Regions from separate parts of the Homo sapiens genome. Here all the other regions are linked to region 2. A link is a loop called in an ENCODE intact Hi-C map of the cell type or tissue named here. Cell type or tissue: heart right ventricle. All regions are shown on one strand. Links, peaks and the distances in the headings refer to the core of each region. The heading gives the core; the rest is flanking DNA.

Region 1 (10,863 bases), core at 2,698-7,697, 140 kb after region 2:
TTTCAAACCCTTCAAAACCCGAAACTTCAATCAGGGTTCCTCGTTTTTGCCGTAGTGGCCTGGCTCTGGACACCTCCCTCATCCTTCTCTTTCTCCCATGAATGCCCCAGTCTTGAAAGCTGTTCCTTGGAAAAGCCTGCAAATGTGCTTCATTCTCTTCTCCCCAGTACCACATCTTTAGGCCCTCAAAGCTCAGACTACAACAGTGAGATGGTCTTCTGGCTGGGCTCTTGGACAGTGTCTGCATCTTCCAATCTCCCCTCCATAACCAGCAAATCCTTCTCCCTTGAGGATTGATTTTTTTTTACTCCCTTTTAATGGCTTCTTAATGCCTGCATCAAGTCTAGAGCTTTCAAGTTCCTTCACAATCAAAATTTATTTCCCAATAACCTCTAAGTATGTTTTACTCTTTCATGCCCATGACACAATCTAGCACCACAATTTTGTGGCTTTTGTTCCTAACAGAACACGCTCTCCATTCTCTGCCCATCCAAGTGCCATCCACCCATCCGCCAACAGGAAAAATCCACTTGCTGCCCTCATCTGCTCAAAAACACTCAAACCTATAGAAATTCATCTTTTTTTTTTCTTGACACAAAAAAATTGTGCCTAAAATGACACACCCAAACCCCTTCACATTCCATGATCCCAAGGCACGCAGGTTACAGACTGCTAAAAGCTGGGCTCTGGCATTTAATAGAGCATTATGATACCACAGATTACAAAAGGAATCTTAAATGTCTCTCAGAAATAATAAAATGTACAGTTTTAATCAAGCTGTCATCTATAGCCAGATAAGGTGGACAGGTGAAAAATTAAATAAATATTACAGATTTTCATCAGCACCGGGATCCTGCAAACGAGGGGCTTAAAAGGTCTCACTTACTTAACTGCTGCTCACATCTGGATTTCTCTCTATCAAGGGAAACTTTGCTGGGGAAAAAAAAACTTCCACCAGCACCTCATAAGGACCCTTTCATCTTACCTTGCAACGCGTAAGACATGATGCTGACTCTCTTCACCATGTTCTGTTTGTCTTGTAGGGTGATTTTACTTGTTGCAACTAGTTTGTCACTTTCTTTCACTTTTTCTATTGCTCCCTGTGAAATATAAAATGCAACAGTATGAATAAAGCTGAAATGATTAGTCATTAGTTTAAAATATAACAATGCTAATATATTCTATAACTGATTTGCTACTGAACAGGAAATACCTCCACAAAATAAGAAGAGAGGAAAGCATCTAAATTTAACTTCCTTCAAGTCCCTTGGAAGCAAAAAGGTTGCTATTCTTGACAAATGTCACTAAGCTAAAATGAACAGTTTTATGCTACAACAAAAGAGAAAAGCAAACAGCACACCATCTCTGTAATATTCAGAAGCCGCTGCCATTTGAGGAGTAGCACGTAATGGAAATCAGGCATTAGCAGGTTTTGGAAGTCATGTGGCTAGGTACAGGGCAGCATGTGCACACAGGCACTCTCTCTCTTTTTTTATACAACAGAATATTTTATAAGCTAGTGCCTAAGTGTGCTGATTCTAAGTCCTGGGCTTTCCTTTGATTTTTTAAGAGGCGCTGAATCCATTTAAAGACTCAGATGGAAGCGGCTAGAAAAGCTGCCAAACATTTCCCACTCCAGTGTCATCACGCTGCTCGTTATTTACCGCTGTCTGGAAGGAACAACTCTATACTCATGCATTAATTAGGCTCCAGGCCTACAACTCTGATGCTGCTGGCATACATTTCGACAGCAAGCTAATTTTTCTGAGTTTTATATTAAGTTATCTGAAGTTGTACAAACCTAATTTACCTATGGTACCCCTTCATGATATTTAAGTTATAAAGCAGAATGCTAAAATGGCCACATGCCAGGACTGTTAAGATCACAGACCAGCCCTTTGCAGAGATTTTCCTAACAAATCCAAGTACATCATAATATACGATAGACTACTATGGTTGACATAAAATATAAAATACTCACAACTCATGCCTGAGGTGATGTACAGATTTTTAAAAAGGGAGAGAAAACCAGAATTCATATGTGAGGACACCCCAAACCAATGTCAAAATTCAGTTACAAAACCTTTCTAATGGGAATTATAGATTGTTTCTTTTTTAATAATAAACATATAAAACCAATACTGACTACTGCGCACATCTGCCTCCTTCACCTGCTGTTGTCTTCTATAAATGTCTACGATCAGGTTACCTTGTGAGTGCCAATGATGTCAGGGAAGCAGCCAAGAAAACCTTTATACTCGTGATTACATTCCATCAGGAAATGGAGATCTTTCTTTGGCTATAACAAGATACAAGCTGATTGTTACTGGCAGAGAAATTCAGAAAATCAAGGAAAAGAGAACTATTATACCCAAAGACTATAAATCCTGCATGTGCTACACTAAATTATTGAGTGTTAAGCATTCAGATCACTTTTTCTAAAAGAAAATAACTCCCAAGACTGCCATACTTTGAATCATATGTTGTAAAGAAAACAACAAAACATCATGTAATTTTTAAGTTGGTTTGTAAAATTAGTTATTTTGACGTGGCCCAAAATAATACCACCATGAAGGAAGTTCAGCTAATGCTGTATGTTTACACACAAACAAATGAGTTGTTGTAGTTTAACTTCTAAATATGAGCAGAGAATATAAAAATATTAAAACTAATCATTTTAAGTGGTAATTTTAAATTTTTCCATTTTTTCTGAATTATAACTTTAATAGCTATGTTATTAAAATGAATGCTTTTTTAGAAGTATCAGCAAAGTAGCCCACAACCACATTAGTGTGTGTACACATGTGTGCATCCATACACATAGTTTAAAGTCATCTGAAAAAAAATTTTTTTTAATTAAGGGATTAGAAAATAACTTAGATTCTTCTTAAGGGAACTTATTATCTGTTATCTAAAAAGCCCCTGAAACTGGGGTACTAAAGACTCCAATAAAAGCTATGTAGCTATGACAAGGACCTACCCTGTCCTGGGGACTGTAGCAGGTGCTTTTTATTTATGAGCTATTAAATCTTAAGAATCATACAGGGTAGGCACTACCACTGCAGATTAACAGATAAGGAAACCACAGCTCAGAGAGGCTAAGCAATGGTCCATACAGATCTGAGCCAGCATTCTTTCCTGTTCTTTAGAATCCCCTGATGGCTAAGAACAGATCAGAGGCATCAATACTGGAGTGCATTCATTTAGATGTCTTTTTTTCTTCTGAGATAGGGTCTCGCTCTGTCACCCAGGCTGGAGTGCAGTGGTATGATCATGGCTCACTGCAGCCTTGACTTCCCGGGCTCAAGCAATCTTCCTACCTCAGCCTCCCGAGTAGCTGGGACTACAGGTGTACACCACTACACCCAGCTAATTTTTGGGGGTTCACTGTGTTGCCCAGGCTGGTCTCGAACTCCTGGACTCAAGAGATTCACCCGCCTTGGCCTCCCAAAGTGCCAGATTACAGGTGTGAGCCACTGTGCCTGGCCTATTTAGATTTCTTGATGACAAATGTATTCATCCACTTTGTCTTAACCTAAGAAACCATGATTAAACACAATTAAAAAAGATACACAGAAACAGAAAAGAAGAGGGTACTTATTTGGGACGTTTGTCCTAAGACAGGTTTTAAATTAAATATGTGGACTAGATAGCAACAAATCTTAATTGGAATTGTGTGATTATGTTAGTACCTGTTCTGCCACGAGACTGGCAATTTCTTCATAAGTCTTTCCTGCTTCTGTTATTGCATCATTGAGATCTGTTTCACCTGAAAATGATCAATTTTATCAGTGGTTATAAGTTATGCATATTTTCTTTTCACTTGTTAAAATTTTATTATTGATTTTATTGGTAAATTTTATTATAGAAACTTTCAAACATTTTCAAAACTATTGGGAATAGAATGAATGCCCATCACCCACCATCTGCCTTCCCCACTGGCAGCTCTCGCCAGCCTGTGTTCGTCTACACCCCGACCCGCTTTCACCGGACATCAGCATCTCATTCATAAATCTTGCCTAATAGATGAGGACTCTAAAACATGAGGCAGTACCATTATGACACCTATGACGAGACTGTCATTCGGCTATAATGAGGCCTCTCAGGGAGAGCTGGCTGCTTGAATCAGGATGTAAAGGTCCATACGGCACAGAACTGATGCGTTTCTTAACTCTGTGGATTCTTCTCCCTCGGCCCCTTTTTTCCCTGCACCTTTCTTTTCGTGGGGTGTTGAATTTGTCGTGTGCCCTGGTGCCTGCATTCTGGATGCTGCTGGCTGTGTCTCTGGTGATATGTCACACACTCCCCTGTCCCTGTGTTCTCTTCACACTGGCTATTAGACCTAGAGGCCTGATCAGAGTCACACACCACCAGTTCAGTTATTTCTACTCTTAGAATGTTAGAAAATGATCGTTACCTAGAATGACCATTGTCTGGATCTTTTATTTTAGTATGAGTTTGCAAAATGGTGCTATTCTATTTCTACCATTCCTTCTTTATTAGCTGAAATACTTCCATAAGGATCAACTTTCCTTTATCAATATTCCGGTTACCCAGAGGTAGAGTTTGAACAGGAAAAGCAGGTTAAGTGCTTAATTCTTTCTCTTTATAGTTTTCAAAATAATGAGTTAATCCACCACCATTCTCCAAAAGTAACTGAGATTAATTTCTTAAAAAGCATCTTTATAATTCTGGATTTAAAAATATTTGATATGCTTCATTCCACATTAATTATTATTTTCACTAATGCTCACATTTTCTTTTCTTTGGCCAGTGGTAGGCTCTTCCAATTGGTATCTAAGTCTTTTGATAGGAACCCTGGTTCACTGTGGTGGGACGTGGACCTTACGATTGGTGCCAGGGAATGCTTCTTGCTACTGGATTGGGTAACTGTTTCTAGAGCTTTAACAGAAAGGCAAACTGTATTTTTTTTTAAGAAGGAAATCATGTAATGAGTTCACACTGTTTCCAAAGCAAATTTATGACTTTAGGGGTTTTCTTCATTTATTTTAAAACTTTTTATTTTAAAAATCTTAATTGCTAACAACAGTAACATAATTACGTATTTGCTTTATCCTACAATATGTAAATAGTTTTAGAAGTTTTAGAATAACAATACCAACATGATATTGACTACATGTTTAGTGAAAACAACTAACATTCTTATAGTCTTTCTGACCTTGAGGCACCCGCTCCTGGGGGCATATAAAATGCCATTTTAAGGTGTTTTGAAACAATTCCTCTGTGTGCTATGCCTTCATTTTGATGTATCATTTGTTTTATTTTGCTTTTGATTAGAAATTTTTTTTCCATTTTGATTTAAATTTGTTTTCTAATAATTATGTAAAGCATTTACATTATTCCAAAGTCAACTGTACAAAACAAGATATAATCAGTTTACCTTCCATCTCTCTCTCTCCTTCCCTATAATCATTTAAGAATTTTTATTGCTTATATTTCCATATGCTCATCCATAAGAATATGCAATGTTTCATGGTTTTGTGCAGGGGCCATGCTAATAGTCTGTATTATTTCAAGTTAGTACATGAACTTGTAAAGGAGCACTGGAAGTTATTTTTACTATAATCACAATATTTCCAGGAATCAAACCCATTTACATTATTGCAAGATCGCATAGTATAGCACTGCTCTAAGACGCCAACACATCTGAGCAAGTGGATGTGATGGACACAGTACTCCACACTGCTGACCTTCACTGTCCTTTGTAATGGGAGAAAAGCCAGTCAACAGGAACTTGAATGCTTCCTTAAAATATTATCTTAAGTAGAATGATATTCAACATAAAACATACACTGAGTATTTTTAATACTTGAAAAAGTGCTATTTGCAATATGGAACATTTAATTATGTATTGATAATCACAGTCCAGAAAATGTTAAAGAATCACGAAGCAGCTCCCAGTGGGGAACCCATGGATGCCTGTGGAGCCGGGCCATCATGATGGCCAAAATTCCAGCATCTCTAGGACAAATCTTCTCACCCTGTTGAGACATCACAGAGCCACCATGCTAAAAGGGCTCCAAGACCTCTGCCTCCTCCCTAAGCAATGGGCGTGGCTTGCTCTCAGCTCTTCCATCACCCACTTGTTACCTGGGCCAAGATGCTTCTCTGTTCTGGCCTTGAGTTCCCAGTCTAGACCTCAAAGCCCGCTTCTGGTCTAAAAGTGTCAACTGTAAGACATGGTAAGGCCAGGGCAATGAGAACTATTGCCATGTGGGAGCCCTAAATCTTACATTTTGGTGAGAAACTTCTTATTAGTTTATTATTAAAATATTCAGAAACCGACATCCAAAGCACTGTCTGCCTTGAGTATCAGGATCAACACCTGTACCAATTCTACCACTTCTATAAGTGACAGGAGATAACAGATTTAATAGGTGCCACCTAGCTGACAAATGCTTTTTCTTCTTTTTTTCTTGAGATGGGGTCTCACTCTGTTGCCCATATTGGAGTGCAGTGGTGTGATCATGGCACACTATAGCCTCGACCTCCTGGGCTCAAGCGATCCTTCTGCTTCAGCCTCCAGAACAGCTGAGACTACAGGTGTGTGACACCATGCCTGGCTAATTTTTATTTTATTATTTTTTTGTAGAGATGGGGTCTCCTTATGTTGCCTGGGTTCCTTTCCCTTTTAATAAAGAAAAAGAGCTAACTTGCTCTCATAAGTGCTGCCAATGTAAACCACAAAGGGATCCCTGGGTAAGATACACATTTATAGGATAAGCTGAAACAGTTATGAGTTAAGGAGAAAACAGGCAACACACACTTGTTACTTGGTCAAACATTTTTCCTTGAAATGGCCTTGATGAAATCTGGCTTTTTTTTTTTTTTTTTTTTTTTTTTTTGAGACAGGGTCTTGCTCTGTCACCCAGGCTGGAGTGCACTGGTAAGATCATGGCTCAGTGCAACCTCTGCCTCCCGGGCTTAAGTGATCCTCCCACCTCAGCCTCCCAAATAGTTGCAACTACCTGTATGCACCACCACACGTGGCTAATTTTTTATTTTTTTGTAGAGATGGGGGTCTCACCATGTTGCCCAGGCTGGTCTCAAACTCCTGGACTCAAGTGATTTGCCCACCTCAGCCTCCCAAAGTGTTGGAATTATAGGTGTGAGCCACTGTGCCCAGCCAAATCTGGCCTCTGTCACAGGAAGACTTGGCAGAGAAATGAAACTGATGGCATTGAAACAAAAGCGCTACACCAGAGAGCAAAAAAAGGCAAACGAGCTAGCAAGAAAATACAAATTATAACCACCTTTGGCTTTTCTCAAAAGTCCTAGGATGAGGGTGCAAAAGTCCTTAGTGCGGCAGCCTAGCCAATTTACACACCCACAACCAGGGTGCTTCACTGAGGAGGGAGTTAGCGTCTGCAGGATCCTAAGCAGGTGACAGGTCTACATAAGGCTCTAAAGGCCCACTGGATGAATGAAGAAAGACGCACCTTGATAGCCACTGGAACTGAACACTGTGGCCAAACTCTGCAAGGCCTTTCCTATCTTCTGATATTCCTTGGGTAATGCTGAAAGACAAAAAGGAATAAACGATTAGTCTTCTGAGCAAACTGAAATGGGATTAAACTATTTCCTAAAAGTGATTACAGTAACTTTTGAAGTGATTCAAAATAGTCTATATATTCCTTCACAAAATACTGTTGCAAAAGTGATTGTTTTTTCAATTGATTTCTTTCGATTATTTTAATTGACTGTTCAACTAATGGTGGATGCTATTATTACTGACAATCACTCCTACATTCTCATTCACCAAATGAGATGTAAGTGAAATGGAAGCTCCTTTAGATGATTTCTAGCTTACAAAGTACTTCTAGCGACACCGCGCTTGATCATCATGATAGCCCCTCTACCAGATGCAGAGACACCATCCTCATGCTGAGGATTAGGAAAATAAGGCTCAGATAACTGACTTGCCCAAGGTCACATGGCTAATAAATGCTGGACATGGACTTGTGATTCCAAATACGTAGCCTTTCCCACTCTGTTACAGGTGCATAAATGACCATTTGCAAACCATAACCACCAAAGACTGAAAGCAACAAGGTATGGAGAAAAATACAACAGTCAGACTTCGCATGACCAGGGAAGAGGGGTCTGAGTTTTCTCATCTGCATGAAGAGATGATTTCAATAAATGACCCCTAAGGTTTCTTTTTAAGGTGCTAAGATTCCAGGATCACTTTGGAGAACTTCCCAAGAGTCTCTGCACCTTAAGCTACTTTCTTTGCATCTGTATGGAGTCCCCTTAAATGGAGCATCTGTTTGCCTTTCAAAAGAAACCATTATTTGCATTTAAAGACTCACTGCAGTATTAAAGGAGAAAAAGAAAACTTTTAATGTTTCTTTAAAAAATATTTAGGCCAGAGACATTTGAGGTAAGGTCTATAAGCTGCAGTTATCAGGAAACATGAATCCAAATTACACGAGCTCAGTTAATTTTAATAAATTGTACCCCTGTGGTACCTCAGTTTTGCCTCTCTACCTAAAGGCACCTGGCATGTGGTTCACCATGCAGAGTGTGTGCTAGAGTTTTCATTCTACACATTAGGAATTTTAAAGAACTACTTTGAGAAACAGGAGGAGATATGCCTGAGTCAATCCCTTTCCCCACCCCACAAAAGAGCGGCCTGAGGCCAGTATTCCCTACTTTCTACATTTAGCCTTGTGAATTACACAGGACATGGAGTTGATCAGACATTAGACATAAGGGATTTAATTTTTAAAAAGATATCATAATCCCAAATTTTTATGATATCCTTAAAAAATGCAATTGTAAAATTTACACTCAGGAAAAATGGCTTTCAAAGAACATACAGATTTAAATGATGTGTTATGATGGTCTTGCAAGAGTTTACAGTCAAAATTAATTCATTGCCTTTAAAAACTGAATTCTTTCATTTATACTTTAGAGCAACGGTCCCCAACCTTTCTGGCACCAGGGACTGGTTTCATGGAAGACAATTTTTCCACAGATAGACAGTGGGTCGGGGGGATGGTTTGGGGATGAAACTGTTCCACCTCAGATTATCAGGCATTAGATTCTCATAAGGGCTCACAAGCTTGTATGCGTGGCTCTTAATAGGGTGCAAATTTCTATGAGAATCTAATGCCACCGCTGATCTGACAGGAGGCGGAGCTCAGGCGGTAATGTGAGTGATGGGGAGCACCTGTAGATAGAGATGAAGCTTCACTTGCCTCCTGCTGTGCGGTAATGGTCCATGTACCAGTCCATGGCCTGGGGATTGGGGGCCTCTGCTTTAGAGAACAACGTCAACTTTGCTTTTTGTTCCTGAGTCATCCTCTATGACTAAAGTCTTGACACAGGTTTTGTTTTCTAGATGCTGCATTTGTATACATTATTTTCTCAGGGCTAATTCTATATATTTAGGATACAGCATCATATTTCTTTGCCATGGGAAAGAAACAACTGTTATTCCTGATGTCTGCCCCTCAAGCACGAACAGCTGGTATGCTACAAGTTGTTTTGTTGGTATAAGATAATATGTGGATGGTAAAGCACCACTGGTACTGGTATTACTGCTAGTAGAGGAAGAGGCAGAGGTAGTTATTGGCCAATGGTTGAGGTAAGGCAGGGCCTGGCAAACTTCCTCTGCAAAGTGCCAGATAGTAAACGTTTTAGGCTTTATGGAGCCACAAGTTTCTGTTGAAACTACTCAACTCTACCATTATGACACAAATGTAGCCAAAGACAATATACAAATAAATGGGCATGGGTGTGTTCCAATAAAACTTTATTTACAAAATAAGTGGCAAGCCAAATATGGTGCTCGGACCATGGTTTACTGACTCCTGATGTAAGGCTTTGGATTTTCAGATCTGGATTGAATAGTAATACTGACATTGTCTTTGCTGTGCTATCTTATTAATTCATCTACAAGTCACTCCATATTTAGTTTCCTCTCTTTAAAATTATTATTGGATTTCAAATTCTGATTGTTTTCTTTTTTTAGTGTAAAAATATCACCTTTAAAAAAATCATTACAAGAACAGATCCCTTTCCTATGCTGAGCATCAAAGGCTGATAGAAAAGTAGGTATATGTTACTCATAATTCAAAATATAAAACATTTTTTTTAACTGAATACAACCAATATTCCTGTATGGTGTTATGAGGTGAAGGCCAGAAAATTCTTAGTGATAGATTAGAAGGCCCTGTTCTCTAGAGGTTAAGACACAGCAATAAGGGCAGACCAGATATAAAGGAGAGAAGTCCTAGGACTCTAAGGGAGTTAAAGGCATCTGCGCATGGGACAGCAGTGCAGTCGCAGCATTTCAGGGCCTGACAAGTCACTCTGCAGCCTCTGAGCCTGTGGGTGTAACAGGGCAGCAGCCCGTGGCATTAGCCCTACAGCTGGATACGGGACTATTTTTCTATCCTGGGCCACATGTGTGGTGACAGAGCTGCACAGTTCTAGGAAATACAGGAAAAACCTTCAGCAGAATGAAAGCCTACAAACAAAGGAGAAGGAGGGAGGCAGGAAGTTCTTAGGGACACAGCAGAGTGGTCAGAAAGCCGTGACTGACAGCGACACTCTCCCCTCGGCAGTGCTTCTGCTGTGACATATTTTCTACTACTAACTATATTGGTTTTTCTAAACACTATGGTTTTAGTCAAATACACAACATCTTACCAAATGGATGAAGATTAAAAAATAAAATCATGAGACTAAGAATAACTACAAGCACTCTGAAAACATGCAAAAATGATTAATTTTCCAAAGATTATAAAGCCCCAAATTACTGGAACTAATTAAGTGAACGTGGTGTTCCCTATGAGATTTCTTAACCTGGCTTTGCTGGTCAGTTTTCTGTGG
Region 2 (10,863 bases), core at 2,187-7,186:
CTCAGGAGGCTGAGGCAGGAGAATGGCTTGAACCCAGGAGGTGGAGGTTGTGGTGAGCCAAGATCACGCCATTGCACTCCAGCCTAGGCAACAAGAGTGAAACTCTGTCTCAAAAAAAAAAAAGAAAAGAAAAGGGAAAAAAAGAGGCCAGAAGCAGAGGCTCCCTGAAAGCACAACTTCCAAAGCTTAGGGGTTAAGGTCTGGGATGACTTTTGTGTCATCTGGGGTTATGAAGAAACTGATTTATGTAGCAGCGCCTGGGGTTGGGTAAACGTGACTCTCCCTCCGTCGCATTTCTTATTCACCCTCTGCCGACTCTCGAACGGGCACGGCCCCCTCACCTGTTTTATCAAAGGGATGTTTCTTCCTCCACCACAGCACCCTGTCTGTCCAGGCGGGGGTGCGGCATTTGTCGCTTGTATCGTAGGCGGCTGAGCCAACGTCATACTTGTAGGTGGGTCCAAAGTTAATGGCTCCTTCGTGAAAGTCCTTAAAAATCTATTGGGAGAAAAAGAAGTCATCAGGCCACCGTAGTTTTCGATCCTGAATGTTATATACAAAAACGAAAACTGAAAAGGCAAGTCCCTATTCTTAAAAAGTAACAGAAGCTCCATTACATTTGAAAATCTATCTGAAACTGGACATATGTGTCTTTTAATTAGCAAAAAAGTGATCCTCAGCTCATCCCACTGAGGGACACACCGCCCTCGTATCTATCTCCCCACCCACTCCAGTGTCTGATCTATCCACTGTCTTCTTGTTGCCCCCCAGGAGACAGTGCAGGGTCCGAGGCACGGGTCAGGGGTGCTCATCTTTACAGTCCCATGCCTGGTGCCATGTCTGGCCCACAACCCCGAGGCCTTCATCTATGTTTGTTGACTAAATGAGCTAAGTACATAGAAGCGCAGAGTGAAAGTCAGCTCTCCTCTCTCTCTCCCCCTGGGGTCTCGCTCTTTTGCTCAGGCTGGAATACAGTGGTGCAATCACGGCTCCCTACAGCTTCAACCTCTGGGGCTCATGTGATCCTCCTGCCTCAGCCTCCCAAGTAGCTGGGACTACAGGCACGCACCATCATGCCTGGCTAATTTTAGTTTTTGTAGAGACAAAGTCTCCCTATGTTTCCCAGGCTGGTCTCAAACTCCTGGGCTTAGGCAATCCTCCCGCCTTACAGTCGTGAGCCCCCATGCACATCCTTCTTTTCTTTGTTTAACTTTGGATTGGCCTTGCTTCCATGGGAAGACCAAGGGACAAACACACCCTCATTCTCTTGGGCATCACTGAGAGGATGTGAGAATGTTGGTAGTAGGAAGACAGGAAAACCTGCTTTAGGAGGTTGGTATGGTCACTCGTCCATGTGGCAACCCTTTAGCACTCCACACACTGGAAGGGGCTCAAGTGGGAAGACACAGTAAACCTCGAAGAACGTCCAAATCTTGCTTCAGGAGAGACCTTATCTGCCCTGTCCTCACACTTTTTTTTTTTTTGAGACGGAGTTTTGCTCGTTGCCCAAGCTGGAGTGCAGTGGTGCGATCTCGGCTCACTGCAACTTCCGCCTCCCAGGTTCAAGCGATTCTCCTGCCTCAGTCTCCTGAGTAGCTGGGATTACAGGCGCCTGCCACCATACCCAGGTAATTTTTGGATTTTTAGTAGAGATGGGGTTTCACCAAGTTGGCCAGGCTGGTCTTGAACTCCTGACCTCAGGTGATCCGCACGCCTCGGCCTCCCAAAGTGTTGGGATTACAGGCAAGAGCCACCGCACCTGGCCCTCACACATTTAACCAGCTTCTTTCTCCACAGCTAAATGGAATTTAAATGTACTCCCCTCATCTCAGCTCATCCTGCTAGGAAGCAAACAGGCACTAAAATAACAGTATTAGAAGGAGGAGAAGGTTGACCGGGCATGGTGGCTCATGCCTGTAATCCCAGCACTTTGGGAGGCTGAGGCGCACAGATCACCTGAGGCCAGGAGTTCGAGACCAGCCTGGCCAACATGGTGAAAACCCGTCTCTACTAAAAATACAAAAATTAGCCAGGTGTGGCGGCACACGCCTGTAATCGCAGCTACTCGGGAGGCTGAGGCACAAGAATTGCTTGAACCCAGGAAGGTGGAGGTTGCAGTGAGCCAAGATAGTGCCACTGCACTCCAACCTGGGTGACTGAACAAGACTCTGCCTCAGGAAAAAAAAAAAAAAAAAAAAAAGGACAGGAAGTGTGTATGAACAGCCACTCCTGTACTGTAACCTCACAAGCCCACCTATTTTCTACAATGTTGGAAACAGTGAAATCCACTCACGGAACTGAATTTGCTGCACCAGCCTCTACATCTCACAGATGTCATTCCATCTTGGAGCAGCTGCTAAAAAATGTTTTTAAAGCACAACTTACTTTTCCACTTGATTTCTGTAGCTGTAGTTGATCAAATTCCAGAAGTTTCTTCCAGTCTTGGCGTTTAACAAAATAGAAGACTTCTTCATAAGTAAGATCAATGCGGTAGTTGAAATCGCCACACCAAAATACATAATCATGAGAAAAAACATTTCTCCCCTAAGTTGAAAAGAAAATCATAATCATTCAGCCCATCTTGCAAGGAAGGTGGGAGAGAGGAGAAAAACAAGCTCACTGGGGCAAGCAGGAGTATTTTTCTCAAAATGCTACTTAGAAAAAAGAAAGTTTTCTACTAGAGCATCTTGTTTTTCACTCATCCCATAAAACTATGGAGGAATTTTTACATGGCTTACTTTTTAATTTTAAATAATAGTGTTTCTGAGTGGTTTGAAGAAAGCTCCTACCCTAAACGGAGGAGAGCAACATGGCCAGCATTTCCTCCATGGATCCCCGTCCTGAAGATCAGATGCACCCTTACTTTGGAGTGTCTACTCCTAGGAAGCAGCACCCAGCATTCAGCGTTAGGAGAATGAGGTTTCAAAAGAGCAGCAGAAATGCTCAGGATGTGCACCTTCATGTAACTTCCTGAGCTTTTTCAGGTGACCCTTCTCCATCTCTCTCTAGCTCCTCCTTCCCATCCTGCCCAGTCCTAGGAGCCCACGGCCCCAGCTCAGCCCCGGAGAGCTCCTGGGGTCCTTGCCTTCCCTGTCTCTTCCCCAGGAATGGGGAAGACAATGACAGCAGCTGCTGTGGATCAACTGTCCGCAAGGGCTGGGCTCTGTTCCAGGTGCACAAAGCAGATACCACCAGCTCTCTCTTAGATTAAAAAAAAAAAAACAAAGTTCAGAAACAAAGGCACTTGCTGAAGGTTACACAGCTAGTGCATGATACAGATGGGATTTCAGCTCCCATCTGCCTAGCTCCAAAATCAGCTTCTCTTCTCCTATAATATGAGGCATTTCCACTCCCCCCATGACAATAATCTGGACAGAAGATTAAACAGGTCCCAACCAAATAAAATGAGCGTCTAGATAACACTGTCAGACAGAACTTTCTGCAGCACCGAAATGTTCTCTGTGCCATCTGATGCAGGAGCCACTGGCCACATGGATACTGATCATTCTCACTGTGGCCAGGGAAAGCAAGGAATTTTAAATGTTATTTAATTTTAATTAATTTGAATTTAAATAGCTACTTATGGCCAGTGACTACGGTATCAGACAATACCAGTGTAGAATGTTGGCCAGGCACCATGGCTCACACCTGTAATCCCAGCACTTTGGGAGGCTGAGGCAGGCGGATCACTTGATGTCAGGAGTTCGAGACCAGCTGGGCCAACATGGCGAAACCCCATCTCTACTAAAAATACAAAAACTAGTTGGGCCTGGTGGTGCACGCCTGTAATCCCAATTACTCAGGAGGCTGAGCCAGGAGAATTGCTTGAACCTGGGAGGTGGAGTTTGCAGTGAGCCAAGATCATGTCACTGCACTCCAGCCTGGGTGGCAGAGTGAGACTGTCTCAAAAAACAAAAACAAAAAAGAAGTGTAGAATGTTAATAGGTCCCTCAATATTTTTATGGTAGAAAAGAACTACATTATAAATCCTTTAATTACTTATTATGTATCCCAAGTTTACTATGTCAAAGTAGCACTTTTTTTTTTTTTTTTTTAGACAGAGTCTCGCTCTGTTGCCGAGGCTGGAGTGTAGTGGTGCGATCTCAGCTCACTGCAACCTCTGCCTCCTGGGTTGCGATTCTCCTGTCTCAGCCTCCTGAGTAGCTGGGATTACAGGTGCACGCCACCACGCCTGGCTAATTTTTTTTGTATTTTCAGTAGAGGTGGGGTTTCACCACGTTGGCCAGGCTGGTCTCGAACTCCTGACCTCAGGTGATCTGCCCGCCTCGGCCTCCCAAAGTGCTGGGATTACAGGTGTGAGCCACTGTGCCTGGCCCCAAAGTAGCTATTTTTAAGTGAGAAGGGTTAGACTTTTTTTTTTTTTTTAAACTGCATTACACACAATTGAAAATTTCCCAACTCGTTTGTTTCTTTTTTAACATAAGAAATAAACAACACCAACAGGAATTATGGCACTTCTTAATGAAAACTAAGGAAATTTTGCCTTGAGTGCTCGTGCAGCCCAGTAAAATGGGACGTCAGTTTTAAGGATCTGTTCTCACAGGGAAGAGCTCTGTGACCCAACCCACCACCTCTCAGACAGTGGAAGATTTTGCAGCAAGAACAGCTGAAGTCTATCCTCACTTCGGGAAAGAGGTGGCCTCGTGTGCACCACACGCTGAAGCTGTGCCCGGGTAGCATCTTTGCACAGGAAGGAGAACATTAACGTCTAGATTTGAAAAGAAAATCCTCCAGTTTCAGAATGAAACCCTCCGGACCGCCACGAGAGGGCAGTGTGCGGTTCGCTATTGCAGCTTCGAGGACAGGCAGGATCTGGGCTCCTTGGTCAAGAACCGTGTTCCCAGTCAAAAAGGGTCCATTGGTCAAAAGGGTGTGCTTATCTGAGCCACCACAGAAAGTACATGTGAAGACTGTGAATCTCAGGAAGGTGGAGTCTTAGGCTGTGTGGATTCAAATGCTCTTCACCACTTGGACAGGACAGACCACGGACATGGTTTTCTTCCCTAAACCATCACTTGAATTAGAAAATCAGAAAATGCACACATACAAATCCAGTGGCCATGCAGACACTCAGGAATTGTACAGCAACGGGAAATGCTGCAAAGCTGGCCCCCTCCAGGCACGTGGCTAACCCTGCCCCAGGTCAATTCCATGGAGGGACATAGCCCTCTCCCCCTCCCCCAGCGCTGAGCCCTCCAGGAAGGGGCCCTCCCTGTGGTTGTGTCCCCAGTGCCTGGCTCCTATCAACAGTCACATTTGGGACTGAGCTGAGCAGGGAGGTGCTGGCTGTCCCCACGGCGCCGCTCACCATTGGGAAGCAGAGTTTCTGGGTGATCTCCTTGTAGTCTTCATTCCGCTCCTTCACCTGGGACTGCCCGGCCGTCAGGTGACTACATATGAAGCAGAAGCTGGTGCTGTGGAACTGGAAGCGGATGCCGACGGCGCCCTTGTTCCCCGCCTTGCCCCCCATGCCCGTCTTCACTGTGTCGATGGCTACGTCCCTGGAACAGAAGGATACGCGCATGCCGTCGGCTCCTGAAGGAGAAGTGTGACCCTGCTTTGCCACAGAGAAGGGCCCAGCAGCAGCTCGGGACCTGCTGCTCTGAGTGCTCCAAAATCATCAGCTCAACACAGTGGCCACCGTGGCCGTCATCGACTCCTGGTCAGGAGGCCGCCTCCCTCCTGCTGCCCACCGCTGCCTGGACATCTCCCCCACACCCCAACTGGGAAGTGCTCACTTGAGCACCCCATGAAGCCGAAGACAGGGCAATGCCTGCATCCGCCCAGGTTCTCACTGCCACCAGGAGCGGCGCAAACATCACCACCCACCAGCCCACCCCACTCCTGTGCAGCCATCACGCCATGCATGGGAGGTGTCATCTGGGCAATCAACACATTTTTAAATTATTATTGTTATTTTGAGACAGAGTCTCGCTCTGTCACCCTGGCTGGAGTGCAGCAGCGTGATCTCAGCTCACTGCAACTGTGGCCTCCCAGGTTCAAGCAATTCTCCTGCCTCAGCCTCCTGAGTAGCTGGGATTACAGGTACCCACCATCACGCCCGGCTAATTTTTGTATTTTTAGTAGAGGCAGGGTTTCACCATGTTGGCCAGGCTGGTCTCAAACTCCTCACCTCAAGTGATCTGCCTGCCTTGGCCTCCCAAAGTGCTGGGATTACAGGCGTGAGACACCGTGCCCAGCAATCAATGCACTTTAAGAGCTAGGAAACGGGCAGCTGTTTATGCTGGGCTGGGTAGATGGTCTCAAAAGGACTTTTATGCAATGCCAGAGCCTGCTTGCATTCAAATGCCCACTTATGACGCATACGAGTCCATAGAAACATGGGCTGCAAGCACATTTGTTAACATTTCCACAGCCATGCCACAGACTGAGGCCTGCTGGTGCATCTGCTCGCTGGCAGACAAGGTTGGGGGGATGACTGATGGAAGGGGTGTAGGCGGAAGCAGCTCAGGGCTAAAGGCACGTGAAGCCGAGGACACCGAGCCTGGGAAACCTGGCTCTCCTCAGCTCTGAGCCCTTTCTCAAATGCTTTACCTCTCACCCTCACCCCGCCCTTGCCTTTAACCTTTACTAACCTTCACCTGCTAACCTAGGACACTGCCAAGCTGCCCAAATAACACAAGCAGAGGGACAGGGACCTAAACATCTTCTGAAAGTCAGAGAAGAGGATTATGGGCAGCATAGTCTTAGTCTCCAGGTGCTGCAGGGGTGTACCCGTGGTGCTCTTGGCAGGCACAGGCCCTTCCCGGGACCCAGGGGCTCAGTGGGGAGGTCAGTTCAACGCCTGCTGCCAGCTCGCCGAAAGGCTGGTGGAAATTCAAAAGCCATGGGTAGGCCCAGGTGGTAAGATGAGGCCAACCACAAGCTGGGGAAAAGATGAGTTCCTCCAGCATCCAAACACCCACACCCACACCCCAAGAGGAATGCCGCCCCTAAGCTCGCCCCCTTTCTGATGCTCACAAAGCATGCACCTTGGAGAAATGACAATGAGGTCACAGTTGTAGAGGCCCACACGTTCTACTTAGAATTCTTTTAAAAAGGGACAAAAGAGTTGGCATTTCCCAGTGAGTTACTCAGCTCTTGGTCAGAGGTTTCCTGTCTATAAGATTCCAACAAGGAACCCTTTTCCTTGCACGGAATTGAGCTTGGGCGATGACAATCATGTAACACCCTTTCTAAGAGTTCAGCTTCCTGAGTTAGACATTTCCCATGGTGGCTTTTTAATCGCTAGACAATATTCTATTCAGCCCAGTTTTTCCTAGGGGGTTTTGCTACATTTATCTAAAATAATGGTAAGTCCCGATTCCTGTTACAGAAGGGGATGGGGGAGGAGGGGGAAGTCAAAGAACAAAACACAAAGACTAACAACCCCTTGTTCCCCAGATGTGTGTAAACAGAATGTTCTTACCTGATGAACGGGACATGGTATGGACGTACAAAGATATAAAGACAGACGCCCACCAGCTGTGCCGAAGTCAACAGAATGTATCTATGAGAGCGTGAGATGGCTTTCTGAAGCTGTTCACCCCACATCTTCTTGTTGGTAGTACTGGAAGAGAAAAGGAAAGGATGCTGTTTACAGGTAGCTGGAAGTACATCTATCTCCCACCTACCAAATGCTCCAGCCCAAGCCTATTCTGTTTGCAGAACTGATTTCACGCTGCCCGCACCCCAATATTAGTGTCATGCTTTCCTTCTTCTACTGGAGGATCTGCGTGTTTTTGGCTATGCCTCACACATCACAGCAGCCCTCCCTTGACCCCTGAAACCCAACCCAGGACCTTCTCATAGCAGCCCCACAGAGTCAGTCTTATTTATTTGTTCAGAAAGTTCCTTAAAATAAAGCCAGGCCAGTTCAGCAGGGGGTGGGGGGAGCGCCCAGTTGACTTCATATCAAATAAAAATCCAGTGGTTTTGATTTTTTCCTTTGCCCTGGTGTGCAGGAAGAAAGTACCTCTTCCCGGCACTCACACTTTCTCACCTCTCCCCAGGAAACATGAGTCAACTACTCTCCCAGTCCCAGCCCCGCCCTTCCCCTGCACCCCAGGTCCACACATGCCAGCTCCCTCTGGCAGCATAAATTAGCCTCAACAAGTGGCCGAGGCCAGAGCACTGCAAAGAAAACACAGCAATCATCAGCCCTTCCTTTTACTTCCTAAGTGGCAGGGAAAGAACGGGGTGGTGCATGTGTGAGCATAGAGAAGGAGCCAGGTGAGAGATCCCCACACAGCCAGGGCCACAGCTTAGCTGGCTCAGAAGCAGGCTGGCTCCCGGAGAGCCTCAGAGGCTCTGCTCCCAGCCAGGCACCTGACTCAGGAAGTCCCTGCCTGGCCCCGCACACCTGGCCCCTTACCTGGCATTGACAATATTCCCTGCGCTCAATTCCACCATCTCTTCAAACCCCACAGCAAATATGTCAGCTGGGCTGCTGTCATCTGGGGAGCAAGGCAAGAGATGACAGAAGTCAGAACCGCCAAGTCCCGCATTACGAGTTCATGGGGCTCCCCAGTGCCCTCTCCCGAGTCATGCTGTCCACTGCCTGAGTCCAACTCCAGGTGGCTACCATTGCTGCTGGGAACTGCCCCAGTGGAATCTGCTTCAGAAATGCCTGGCTTAAATGCAGCAGTGAGCCCAGAGGGGCCCTCCGTCCATTCTGTTCCCTTTGAACAGGGGAGGTCAGAATTTAATATAACCTTGTAGCCATTGACTGAATCTGTCCAGTCACGACCTCTGACACCCAGGCTCCTGAGCCACCAAGCCCAGTCATGGCTCCAGCTGCTGCAGAAAGTGAGAGGCCCACCTCCCCAGGGTCCAGCTAGGAGGACATGGCCTCTGTCAGCGAGAGGCCAGGCAGGCTGTCCACTTCCTTCTCTGTTGACCACAATGGGCAACCTGGAACCTCTAGTTTCCCTGACTTAAAGCTTTTTTTTTTTTTTTTTTTAAATAAAACAATCCCCGTCCCTCTGTCTGATCTGCTTGGCAATAGTAACCACAGCACTCCTTTCCTTCTCTGGAACCTGGTGTATCTCTAGTGGGACTGCTGGGGAGCCTGCTAGTGTCTACCCCAAAAAAATCCCCTGCAAAATACCAGCCAGCTTGCTAAAAACATGCACACCTTCCTGCAGGGAAAAGAAGAGGAGTCACTTTCGTGGGGACTGGAGGGACGGCTCTTGAGCCACGGCTGTGCTAAGCACTCTCCGCGTTGATGGGCCTGCTCCGGAGGGCATCCTGAATGGCTTCTGGAGGCACCACAAGCAGCAACCCAGGCTACCACCGACACAGAGAGCCCCAGTGGCTCTGAATGGTGGACTCTGCCACCTGCCCTTGGAGGCAGAAAGGAGGGCACAGATGGCGTGTGCACAGGAAGGGATGGGGCTCTGGGTACTACCCAGGCAGCTGTGGGGCATGAATGTACACATGGGCCACTGCATGTCAGCTAGACCACAGGTCACTCACCAACAGGCAAAAACCTGAACCACAAGTTCCTGAGTCCAAGGAAGCAAAACAAAAAACAAACAAACAAAAAAACCAAGGCCCGAGTCAACGATGACTGGACAAGAATCATTTATTCTTCAGATCCTAAGTTCTGGGGCCATTCAATAGTGTATCTTACAAGATAAAAGGTGAGGTGTCAACATTTGGAATTATTTTATTCCTAAATAGCACATGAATTATTTTGTGACTACTTAAAGCAGATTAATAGAGTTGGTTTGGGGAGAGGCAGGGATGAGCTGTTCTTGGTCAATATCAACACTGAAGGCAGGGCCAGGCGCGGTGGCGCATGCCTGTAATCCCAGCACTTTGGGAGGCTGTGGCAGAGGGATCCCCTGAGGTCAGGAGTTCGAGACCAGCCTGGCCAACATGGCAAAACCCCATCTCTACTAAAAATACAAAAATTAGCTGGGCGTGGTGGTGGGCGCCTGTAATCCCAGCTACTCGAGAGGCTGAGGCAGGATAACTGCTTGAACCTTGGAGATGGAGGTTGCAGTGAGCCGAGATTGCGTCACTACACTCTAGCCTGGGTGACAAGAGTGAAACTTGTCTCAAAAAAACAAACAACAACAAAACAAAACAAAAAACAAAAACAAAACACCGAAGACAGGCTTGGCTCCCAACCTCACAGTTACATGGCCCTAGAAGCCACACCTTCCGACTGGTGACGAAAAGATTCTACTGATGAAAGCCTAAGACTTCACCATCACTGTATGCAAAGAGAAAAGAGAGATTCACCATCTGCTAACTCTTCTAAACATCTGGGAAAGGAAAAAGGTCAGTTACTTGCGAGGCAGCATTCTTGAGAGTCAGGCCATGGTGCTATTTAGACATTGTGAGGAGGGAAGACACCAAAGATGAAATTCCACAAGACGATGGCCACTAAAGGGTCAAGCGTGACATGTCAGGTTAGGTGCAATTGGATTTTGTCTCCCCCAAAGTCACTGCCCTCACCCTGGGAGTCGGTAGCTCCCGAGAGCTGGGGCGAGTCGAGCAGCCAGTCTGTCAGCTCCGCCGTCCTGAGCACGTTGCTCCGGAACTGCTTTCCTCCGTTCACGTTCCAGGTCCCCATAGCAATCCGGATCCGCTTGAAATTTGTGAATTCGGACTGACGCTCAGTCATAGCTTTCAGGATCCTGGGAGTCACTGTCAGGAGGCATAAAAAGGCACATTTCTTTGCAGTTCCAAAGCTCAGGCATCCTCCAAAAAGACAGATGAGGCTGCCTGGCAGAGACAGATGGTTCATGAGCCTCTAGAGATAAACCAGGGTATGCTCCTTACGAAGACGACAAAAGGCTTAAAACCACGGTCACCACGGGGCTTCCCTTA
Region 3 (10,863 bases), core at 3,603-8,602, 430 kb after region 2:
CAGGTTAGAGCATTGGTGGGGGACCAAAAGCACCGACCCCCTGTCCCAAATCCCCTCCTCACTGTTGGCCAGCAAGCTGGTGGGGAGACAGGACTAGCTGATGGGTGGGGGCAGAGCTCAAGGGAAACAGGGATCCCCACAGTCCTCCCAACCAGGGTCAGGTGAAGTGATGGGAAGTGTTAACTGTCAATAAACTTGGCAGTTCTGATGCACTGAAATGACACTATTTTGGAGGCAAAGTGCTCTGACGTGCTCTCTCTTGCTCTCTCTCTCTCTTTTTTTTTTAATGACAAGAGAAATTAAGGGGCTTGCAGGGGATTTTATCCAGGAGCGGAAAAAGAACTAGGTCATCAAAAGAGTCTGAAGGGACAGCAGGGAGAAAAAAATCAAGCGTTCTCGGCCAGCATCCCATCGCGTCCAGCCTGTTTAATGTAGCAGCTGGGCTCCCAGTGCTGCGAAGCTCTGGACACGGCCCAATGAGGCTCTGCCCGTCCTTCTCCTCCTCACCTGGACTCGCCCCTTGTCTTGTCTCACCTCTTGGTTCTCGGCCCAGCTCCCTTCGCCCCCCACTCCTGACATTAACCCCATCAGTGTTTCCTGGGATGAGCCAGGACCCTCACCCTCGGGTCCCTGCACAGCTGCCCCCTTTGTCTTTCAAAACCCTGCTCCTCCCCACCGCTTCCTCCTCCGAACTCCTTCTCACCCTTGGGAGAGTTCACAGCTTAGACCTACTCTTGGGCGGCCCACGCACCTCACTGTGCACTGCCTGCCCATGGACAGTCCCTGCTGCCCAGAAGCTGGCCCCTCTCCCGTGCACCCCCAGTGCCTGGCACAGAGCCAGCCCCTCTCCCGTGCACCCACAGCGCCTGGCACAGAGCCAGCCCCTCTCCCGTGCACCCCCAGCGCCTGGCACAGAGCCAGCCCCTCTCCCGTGCACCCCCAGCGCCTGGCACAGAGCCAGCCCCTCTCCCGTGCACCCCCAGCGCCTGGCACGGAACTGGCTCCACCGCACATGGGCAGTCAATGGTGGCCACATGACCCACAGAACCAGCCCAAGTCTGGTGTGACACTGACCATTCCTTGGGCCTTTCTGTGTTCCCAATTTTCCATTCCTCCCGCCAGGCTTATATGAGGACTCCTTCCTCCAAACCTGGCCATACCCAGCCAGCTGCCATCCCTGCCTCTGGGAACACTGCAGGAACCGAATGTGGGTCTCTGAACTCTTGGTAAGCAGACTCCCAGAGGGGAACACAAGAACTCTCTCTGCCTTATTTGCATGGCACAGCACCATTTAAGAACCCAGGAGGGGCAACTCAAGCACAGGGGTCTGGGCCCAGGGGTCCGAGGAAGGGGACACTCTCAGTGGGTAGGCCTGGCCGGGATGCCCGGGAAGGCCCTGGCCCACTTAAGGGCACAGGGGCTGGGTCGAGGTGGCACAGCGGAAGGGCAAGGCAAGAGGGGACGAGAGGGAGGGGCAAAGGTAGGCATCACCCCCTCACATCTGCCTGGGGCCAGCCCGGAAGCCTATGAGTGGCCTATGTCCCTGCCCAAGCTCCAGAATGACCCAAGGAAAGCTACGGCCCCACTTTAACAAAGCAAATGTCTTATTTGTCTTGCTCTGCCTTCACCCAATAAAAGCCTCCCCCGGAGCCCCTTCAGTGCTGCCCCACACCGCTTCAAGTCTGGAGCTGCCAGATTCATGAATCGCCGTCTGTTCAAATACACTCTTCACTATTTTAATGTCCTTCAGTTTACCTTTTAACAAACGATTCAAACACTTCTCAGGGTAGGACCATCCTCAAGAAATGCCCCACCCAAAGGAACATGGATTTTGGAAAAGATACAGCCCCAATCCAGCCAAAACAGCACATTTAACCCAGTGGTGGAAATAATTTTGGTTGTGACAGTTTGTGGTCTCTAAACAACATAAAGCCGTGCCATATGCAGATGAAGGACTCAGGAACAAGAAGGGAGATTTGGACAGAACTGAGGCCTCGGCATCCTCTCTTAGACCCACACACGCACTGCAGGTGGGGGAAAGAGGCCAGCTCTCCCTGGCTCTTACTGTTTCCTGACCTGCCCTGCTAGTCACAAACAAGCCAGCGGGAAGCACCATGGACGCTGTGACAAATCAAGCCATTGCCTGAGAGACTTTCTGCTTAAAGAGCTCCCAGAAGGATCCCTAGGTGAGTCAGGAGGTTTCTTCAAGAGGAGCTGGCACCTGCCCAGGCATGTCTGACCCCTGTGGTCTGAGCAGCTCCTCTAACCCAGGATCCTCGCCTGCCCTTTCTAAGCCTCTGAGGAGGTCAGGGGTGCCTTGAGGACCCCTAGTTCAGGAGGACAGTGGCATGCTGGGCTCCCAAGTTTCTAGGCTAAAGCTAGAAAATGATCAAGTTCTAGTTTTGCAGTAGCACCACGGTGACTCAAAGTAATAACTCAATGCCAGTGCACAGATGGCCTTGGAATATATGCTTGGATTTTTTTTTTCTTGAATTCTTTTTACCTCTCTAATGAGGATTCACTGAGGCTGATAATCAAATGAAGTTTGCATTCCACAAGCGCATATCGGTAAGGTCTGGGTGCACAGTGGGTCTGCCCTGGACACAGTCATGGTGGCTTTTGTCATTTCTCCCTGTTTTACACATTTGGAGACCAAAAGGTAGGAAGCAGTAATAACTTGGAAACTCATTCTAGAGACCAGGTAGATTTGCTCAATATCTATTTGTTGATCATGGTTTGATTTATCAGTTGAAAATATTCTCCATAGGTGTAACTCACAAAGAATCTGTATTTTGAACTTGTACACTCTGACTTGGAGGCAGCGTGCCTCAGTGGGCACATACTGGCTCTGACATTGGGTGGCCTGGGTGTGTGTCCTGACTAGCCGGCATTTACTTGCTGTGTGATCTTGGGCACATTATTTAAACTCTGTGCCTCACTTTCCTCATCCATAGAATGGGATATAACGGTGCCTACCTATAGGTACAGAGTGAGCTTGTGAAAGGCTAATGCAGATAAAGAACTTAGAGCAGAGCTTAACACAGATTCAATAAAGGTCAGCTACTGCCATGGTTCGTGTCATCGTCATTATTACCATGACCACAGTATCAACGACTGCGGCCCATGTGGCTTTCTCCCTATGAACATTTCTATTGTGTGCAAATCAACTTTCGAAACTGGTTTCCTCAGACTTCTGGCTGCTTCCTTCCTGCACATGTGTCCTGTCTCCTTGACGATGCTAACCACAGCTCCCTGCACGCACCTTCAGTCATTAGCAGGGCCTCAGTCATTAGCAGGGCCACAGGCATCTGTCTCTCTATTTTGGGCTTTAGGAAATTTCCCCCCAATCAGACACAGATTCAATTGAAGATCAAAAAAGGTGTGAAGTGTGACACGACAAACAGCCAGATCTCGATTTCACGAAGGCCACATCCACGCGGCACAAAGTGGTCACGTGGTGGCGGCGACCCATTCCACCAGGGCGGGCGGCCTGTGCTAACGGCCGAGGCATTCGGTTTTCCAAGGTCTGTTGAAGAGCACGATGCGTCCTGAGTCTTACCTTGGTGAGATGGGCCCACACAGGGCAACACAGCAGTTGGTAAAGATATTTCCGTAGCTGTAGGGATTGTAATTTTCTTTACCTCTTTTATTTGACCAGGATCCTTTAATCTGAAAGAAAAGGAAAGTCAGTAACAAGCAATATCTTCCACACCAACGCACAGTTGAGGTGAGCTGGACCATGAGAGGCTCATAAAGAATGCAAATCATCTTTAATCCAAAGAAATGGAGGTATTTTTCTTAAAGAAAACGGGCATTTACTCCAAACTTGGAAATGTCCTAAAACAGCAGGTTAGAATAGGGAAAGAATAACATTCTCAGGGACAGTCATCTTTTATTTGTACCACATGGTACTAAAAGGCCATCTCATATAAGCCAGCAGAGATTTTTTTCATACTCACATTTAGTGCCCTAAATAATAATTAAATGAATGGTAGGTGAAATGGTTCCCCTAATTGCTAATTTACAGACTGAAATAATTCAGCCTCTTCTTGTGACCAAAATGGTCTGTTTTGCATATTCTAATATTTGTAGCTACCAAGTACAAATAACTGTATTAATATTCTCTTATCTCATGTGTCTTATCACAACCTATTTTCTCAAGCTTTTGTTTAAGGTAACTGGACCTATCCTGAGACATTTAATTCAAGTGTGGATAGAGACTTCTATCAAAATCTAAGTATAAAGAGCAAAGAGGACCACGCTGCTCTGGAAACATTCTCTAACATTTTGTTTCCTCTTTTTTTTTTTTTTTTTTGAGATGGAGTGTCGCTCTGTCACCCAGGCTGGAGTGCAGTGGCGCTATCTCAGCTCACTGCAACCTCTGCCTCCTGGGTTCAAGCGATTCTCTGGTCTCAGCCTCCTGAATAGCTGGGATTACAAGCGCCTGCCACCACACCCGGCTCATTTTTTTGTATTTTTAGTGGAGACGGGATTTCACTGTGTTAGCCGGGATGGCCTCGATCTCCTGACCTCGTGATCCGCCTGCCTCGGCCTCCCGAAGTGCTGGGATTACAGGCATGAGCCACCGCGCCCGGCCTTGTTTCCTATTTTCATACTTCCTCTCCATCTGTATTAAGTGCAGGCAGATAATCCTGAATAAAAAAGTTAAATTTTGGGTCAGGGCAATTTCCTCCCACAGAGACATTAAATATGAAAGGCAGACTCAAACGTTCACTCCAAGATGTTGGCCCGCCATGGTCTCTACCAGGGGAAGTGTGATAAGAAGCTTACGAAACCATTTCAAAGGAATACAAAGAACACTCTCTTCAGGGCCAGAAATGGGTGTTGCTTGGCCAATCTTAGTAACTAATGGATGTGGTCGGAAAAACAGAGAACGTGGAGATTCCCAGAAGAGAAACGTGCAGAACGGCAGGTGGAGAAGTTTCCACGGCACCGTCTCTGTTCCCAAGGGCTCACATCTGGAACGGGATGTATGGGAAAAGCTGGGCTCAACCTTTTCTTTCCTTTTTCTCCTCCATTGCCCAAAACCCAAGAACACGCCCGTGTCCCGTGTGGTCAGGAACTTACGTCCTCATTTGTTGTCTGGTTGGAGCTGATCAAGTAGGTGTGGAATCCTGAGAGGCCAACGATGGACCAGACAGAGAAGAAGCACACCACAGCCTCCAGGACGGTGATGCGAGTCAAGGAGGCAAGCGGAAGTGAGGGACCGCGCAAGAAGTGGATGTGATGGAGGCCTGGAACCGAAACACCCCCGGGCACAGGCCTCTCTCTAGTTGCTGGCCTCTCTCTCACCCGGCCTTGCCTTGCTTCCTGCTCTTCCGGGAATTTCGTCTAACCAGATGGAGGCCTCCGTCAGGGCAGGGGGTGTCACCTGCCCCGGCGTGGAGCAGCCTCTGTGGCTCCGTGATGCCTGGAGGGTTTCCTGGGCATCACCTACTCACTTCTTTCCTCTGACTTCTACTTGAACTTCACCTTTTTCTGTGCCTCACTGTGGAGCCAGCGACTGTGGCATCCTGATCAGGAAGCACACTGGTTTGAGTTGGCTGCAGCTCAGGCTCTGGGTGAAAGGACGACATATTGACTCGCACATCAATCACAGACTCTAATTTTGGCTTCTGAATGCTGAGGACTGCAGTGCCAACAGGCGTCTCCCCTGAGGAGAATGGCTTCTGAGGCCCAGAAAGCCCTCTGCTTTAGTGGACGGCCTCTTCTCTGCTTACAGAGAAGGGGAAGAAGGAAAAATAAGCCCCTGAACCGGCGGTGGGATTTCTCGGAGTGACGTCAGGGTGAGGGGTATTTTTACCTGGGGGAGTTTTCTCAGCCCTTCAGCCAACCCCTGACCTATAAGGCCATCCTCAGCTGCTTGATAGGCAGCTGGGAACCACGAGTTCTCGCAGGACATAGAGAGAGAGGAAGTCAAGAGTTCCACAAGACGTGTCCAACACAAAGGGAAAAAGCTTGGTGCTCTTCAGCAGATCAGATCCATCACCCGAGAGTGTGGCAATGTGAAAAGGCCAGAGACTTTTTCTGTCCCACAAATGTTTATAACATTCTATTTACAGGATACAGATATTTCTCAGGGGGAAAAATCCATTCATCCTGGGTCTGGGAGTTTACACATACATCTGGCATCCGCTATCGATACATTACAGGATGGAGAAAGAAACGCGCCTGCTCTCCTAATGTTTCCGAGGATGAATGCCATATACATCATGCTGGAACATGTCAGTGATGATCTTCTCCAGGCTGGAGATAATTCATCTTTAGACCAGAGGGCTGAGCACATTACCCAGTGCGGTGCCGTGGTCTGCTGTGCCATGGTTAACCGATGCCACCATCTGGGCATACAAGGCTGCACACAAAACAGGAGTGAATGGGCTTCTGCCTGTTGACTGACTTTCAACATCGCACTAAACCACTGGGTCTGCTCTAGAAGGAGACGGTAGCGGGGAGTGGTAGGGAACCAGAGAGACACAGGAAGGCAGACCCCCTACCCACAGCTGCTGCCAGCCTAGGCAACCCCTGCTGGGCAAATGGCTACAGTGGGGGCTCTGTGTGCACATGGGGACACATGGATGGTGGCCCAGGCAGCAAAGATGGTCTCATTCTCAACTGCCTTCCCACAGAACGGGGCTAAAGAGGCCCCTCTCTCCACCCACATCCCCCCTGCCAGGAGGGGACAGACTTGGGAGGCAACTCCCCTGGGATTCAGGCCATGCACTGGCTGGAAAGAAGAGGTGAAGTAGAGTCCAGGGAACACAATGCGGGAGCCAGTGGGAAGACTGAGTCAGGAAAGCTGGGGTGTGTGAGAGGGAGATGACATTAGACACTAGTGATGGGTTTGGATCAGCTACAAGGAAGACAAGAGACAGAAAGAGGAGGGGACACATGGAACGGAAACAAGAAATAGCCAGGGTAGAAAAGAATCAAGAACAGAACCAGATTTATTTACTGAATAATACATGAAGAACCAAACTGCAATCCTAGAAATACTTATGTGTCACCAAGAGTTTACGACCCAGGTAGAATGATGGCAAAGTCAAAATGCATATAACATTCCTATGTATGAACCATATGAAACCTGGCATGTACGAGCAGTGACAATCCCAGACTGAAAGTGGCTGCAGCTCCTTTGACAATGTCAACTATGCTCCTTACCCTCATCGGGAGGCATCATAGCCAGCGGATATAGAATTCTAAAGGTTTATAGCAACAATAAAAAAATACAGCATATATATATATATATATATATATATTTGAGATGAAGTTTTGCTTTTGTTGCCCAGGCTGGAGTACAGTGGCATGATCTCAGCTCACTGCAACCTCCGCCTCCCAGGTTCAAGTGATTCTGCTGCCTCAGCCTCCCGAGTAGCTGGGATTACAGGTGCCCACCACCATGCATGGCTAAGTTTTGTATTTTTAGTAGAGACGGGGTTTCACCATGTTGGCCAGGCTGGTCTCGGACTCCTGACCTCAGGTGATCCTCCCAAAGTGCTGGGATTACAGGTGTGAGCCACCATGCCCGGCCAGCTTTTCTATTAATATCTCATGTGCTTTAGACACATTTTGTAAATTGCAGAATGCAGTTCCACTGTCAGCTTGCAGCTGTGTCAAAATGACATGAATCCAAAGTAGGATGCGAGATGCAAGATGCAGCCTGCTGGCACTACCCACACCCTGGGACCCAGCTGACTCAGGAGGTCTCAAGGAACCGTCAGCATCATCATTCATAACAATGGCTGGCATCACTGGGGTGTGTCAGGTCCTGTTCTGCTTAAACCTCAGAGTGACCCAGGGAGAAGCATGACTCCCTCTTAACACACAGGGAAACTGAGGCAGAAAGCAATGAAGTAATTTGCTTGAGAAATAGCAGAGCTAGGACTTGAATGCCGGAAGTCTGCTCTGCTGGGATGACAGAAGAGTCTTAGGCTGGTCCCCTTCCTAATTCTTGCCAAGGGGCAGGTGGCCCTAGACCTACCCCAACCCCCTGCTTCTCCAGGATTCGCGAACCTGTGGCAGCTGACATGGTTTGTTCCCTTTCACATCCACTCTCAGACTCAGATACAGATATACAGACACACATTCCTTACTGGCCCACTGGCTATATGCTGAAAATATCTATGCCATAATAAGGTCAAGAAACAGAAATTTCTTTTAAAGGTATCAAAACCCATTTACCGTCTTTTTTTAGAAAGAGAAAGGAGAGGAAACAACCCAATTCTACTGGAAGCCAATTTCATAAGCAGCTGGGACTTTGTTTACTGCATCGAGGATGGGTTTCAAATCATAGCAGCTACCACTGCACCTCTGTCTCCCCCACAACCCCTGCTAAGAAAGTTTGTCCCCGTTGTGGCCAGAAGGATGGCTTTACATTCCCCACAGCCCTAGCCTAAGAGGTTGCACACTGCGGTACTCACTAAACGTTTGTGGAATTGAAAAACTCTGACAAGCACTGCTCTGCAGAGACCCTTCTCTCGAGTTCCTGCCTAATCCCAGAAGTGCAGGCTCTGTGTCCTTCTATGCACCCAGCCCTGCACTGGGGACAGGACAGGGCAGGGAAGGACCAGCTTCCTGCCCTAAGGGAATAGGGGCTCTGTTTGCAGCAGGAAGGTACGTAAGGGAAGAAGGTTGTGCAGGAGGCAGAATGGTTAGGATGCGTCAGTATTTGGAGGATCACAAAAGGTGAGAGATCATGGGACCACATATGTTACATGTCCAGAATTCCCGGATTCCAGAATGGCCAGGGAGATGATGTCCTTGCTCTCATTCAAATACAATGTGGGCTTGTGCATTCTTGTGTTTTAAAATTTTTTTAGTTCTAATTTCCAACATGATAACTATCTATCTATCTATCTATCTATCTATCTATCTATCTATCTATCTTCAAAATATACACAAAAGCTCTTTGGCGGTCCTTAATAATTTTTCAATGTGTAAAGGAGTCTTGAGACCAAAAAGTTTGAGACTTGCTGGAACAGAATAATGAAATAGTAAGTGGAGTTGGGACACTTCATTAAACATTTAGAAAAAAATAAAGCTAGAACTTCAGCTTGCACCACATCCACAAAATTATCTGATAGATAAATTACTGCACCAAACGTAAGAAACACAATATAAAGGTATTTGAGGAAGATTAAGGCAACATTCATGTAACTTTGGGGTAAGGATATAAGACACAAACCGAGGAGCCACGTAGTATGAGATTGACAGATTGTGTTCATTAATAAACACTTCCGTGTAAAAAAGTAAAGTTAAAAGGTAAATGTTGGATTTGGAGATTGGCAAAGGATGCTTAAGAGATTATTATTATTATTATTTTTGAGAAACATAAAGAACCCCTACATGTTCGTAGAAAAAGAACAAATAACTCAACTGATACATGGACATGTACTGGCATACATTGTGATAAGAAAAAATAAGGCCCATGAACATAAAGAGAGGTACAATCTATTATCCAGAAAATGGAAATTAAAACAGTGTAATATTTTTCTTTTCATCGAATTGGCCAAAATGACAAGACTGTTCACAGCCAGTGCCATAAAGGTGTGGGGACACAGGAGCACAGACTTGTCCAGTGTCTTAAGAGGAGCATTTGGCATCCCTATCGACATTTAAATGTGCTTCCCTTCAACTCAGAGATGGCACACCCATTGTCAACCCTAGAGACACAGTAATATGTGCACATAGAGATACACAGAAGAAAATTCACTACTTCATTTCTTGAACAGTAAAAAAAATTAAATCTAATATCCATCAACAGAAGACTAAACTATAGTTCATCTACACTGTGGAATTCTACGAAATAGTTAAAAAAATGAGGTAGATCTATGTATCATCATGGAAACATCTCCAGGAAATATTTTAAAAAGTCAAATTGTGGAACCATGCAAAAAAAAGAGTCCTTTTTAGGTAAAGTCCTCCCACCCCCGTATCAGCATATGTGTATGATGCACACGGATGTATTCAAACTCTAAGACCATCTGGAAGGACACACCAAAGCTGGCAAGGGTTCCTACAGCAGAACGGAGGAAGGGTCAAGAGAAACACTTTCTTTTTGCTCTTGTATTTCTGGACCATTGGGGATTTTTTACAACGAGAACATATTCTCGTAGGACTTGGGTGCTTTGAAAAAGCAAACAACCTCCTTCCCACCTTGTGGTCTTATGAGACACAATCTGATGCTTTTTCTTCCTGACCCTCCCTCAGTGGGGCTGGTTAGGGGTAGCAGGAAGTATCTCAGTCCCCTGGTGGGAGGGAGGGTGGTAGTTGGGAGAACTGGGCTCCAGCTCTGGACACCCCTGAGTAAGTCATTCACTTCTCAGCACAGCTGCAGCTGGAAGCAGCCTAAGGACACCTGTCCTACCTACTTTCTGGGGTCCCTCTCAGGATCAGCAGGTATCAGGATGGACAAGTTGGAAAAGACCTGTGCTGCCTTCGTGATTTTCCCGTTGTGGTGTCCTTTCTGTGGGCCAACCTGGAGCCTCCTAGAAAATTCCATTAAAACAGACCATGTGTATTAGGCCACTGTGCCTTTCAGATGGGTCAGTGTCCAGTGAATGCAACTTGGGGATGAAAACGCTTTCTGTCACAGCCTCTGCAAATGGAGAATCAATCAACATTTGATTTACCAACCACAAAAAACTCTCCACATTTTAAGAGAGCTGAACAATAAGTCATGATTAAAAATGGCTGTAATCCCTTTAATTGGATGTTAATGCTACATTACATTGAAATGAGTGTTGATAGGCAGGGCTTCCCCTTTTGGGGTCTTCCTCAGGGAGGCCCAGGGCCCCTGTGGCTCCCCAGCAGGTGTTTCTGAGGGTTTTGGCCTCCGCGAATCGG

Evidence for each region. Peaks named below come from ENCODE experiments on the same cell type or tissue, not always from the same donor. Only the 100,000 strongest peaks of a DNase experiment are listed, where the experiment ranks them.
Region 1: it touches region 2 in a loop (2.6-fold over the local background); 18 of 110 quality-filtered maps call a loop at or near these places.
Region 3: it touches region 2 in a loop (6-fold over the local background); 5 of 110 quality-filtered maps call a loop at or near these places.

What each region holds. Positions count from the first base shown.
Region 1 is chr6:157,928,870-157,939,732 of GRCh38, reverse strand. It overlaps SNX9 (sorting nexin 9), which reads right to left. Exons shown (of 18, transcript NM_016224.5): 13 at 7,461-7,538; 14 at 3,693-3,769; 15 at 2,210-2,299; 16 at 986-1,100. It also overlaps the pseudogene RNU6-786P. Among named protein-coding and RNA genes, the nearest start is that of SNX9-AS1, 41 kb to the right of the region's middle. RefSeq lists an enhancer at 8,761-9,262. In heart right ventricle, for the core only: no CTCF peak of the experiment used is centred there; no DNase peak of the experiment used is centred there.
Region 2 is chr6:158,066,261-158,077,123 of GRCh38, reverse strand. SYNJ2 (synaptojanin 2) reads right to left here. Exons shown (of 27, transcript NM_003898.4): 12 at 10,489-10,680; 13 at 8,396-8,477; 14 at 7,451-7,591; 15 at 5,330-5,522; 16 at 2,386-2,544; 17 at 342-498. Among named protein-coding and RNA genes, the nearest start is that of SYNJ2-IT1, 71 kb to the right of the region's middle. RefSeq lists enhancers at 4,834-5,395, 5,396-5,959, 6,943-8,142. In heart right ventricle, for the core only: CTCF peaks have their summits at 4,592 and 4,791 (motif pointing right); a DNase peak (open chromatin) is centred at 4,793; H3K27ac peaks cover 2,002 bases.
Region 3 is chr6:157,640,065-157,650,927 of GRCh38, reverse strand. ZDHHC14 (zDHHC palmitoyltransferase 14) reads right to left here. Exons shown (of 9, transcript NM_024630.3): 6 at 5,089-5,191; 7 at 3,560-3,669. Among named protein-coding and RNA genes, the nearest start is that of MIR3692, 120 kb to the right of the region's middle. RefSeq lists enhancers at 1,713-2,912, 4,807-5,307. In heart right ventricle, for the core only: a CTCF peak has its summit at 6,356; no DNase peak of the experiment used is centred there; H3K27ac peaks cover 597 bases.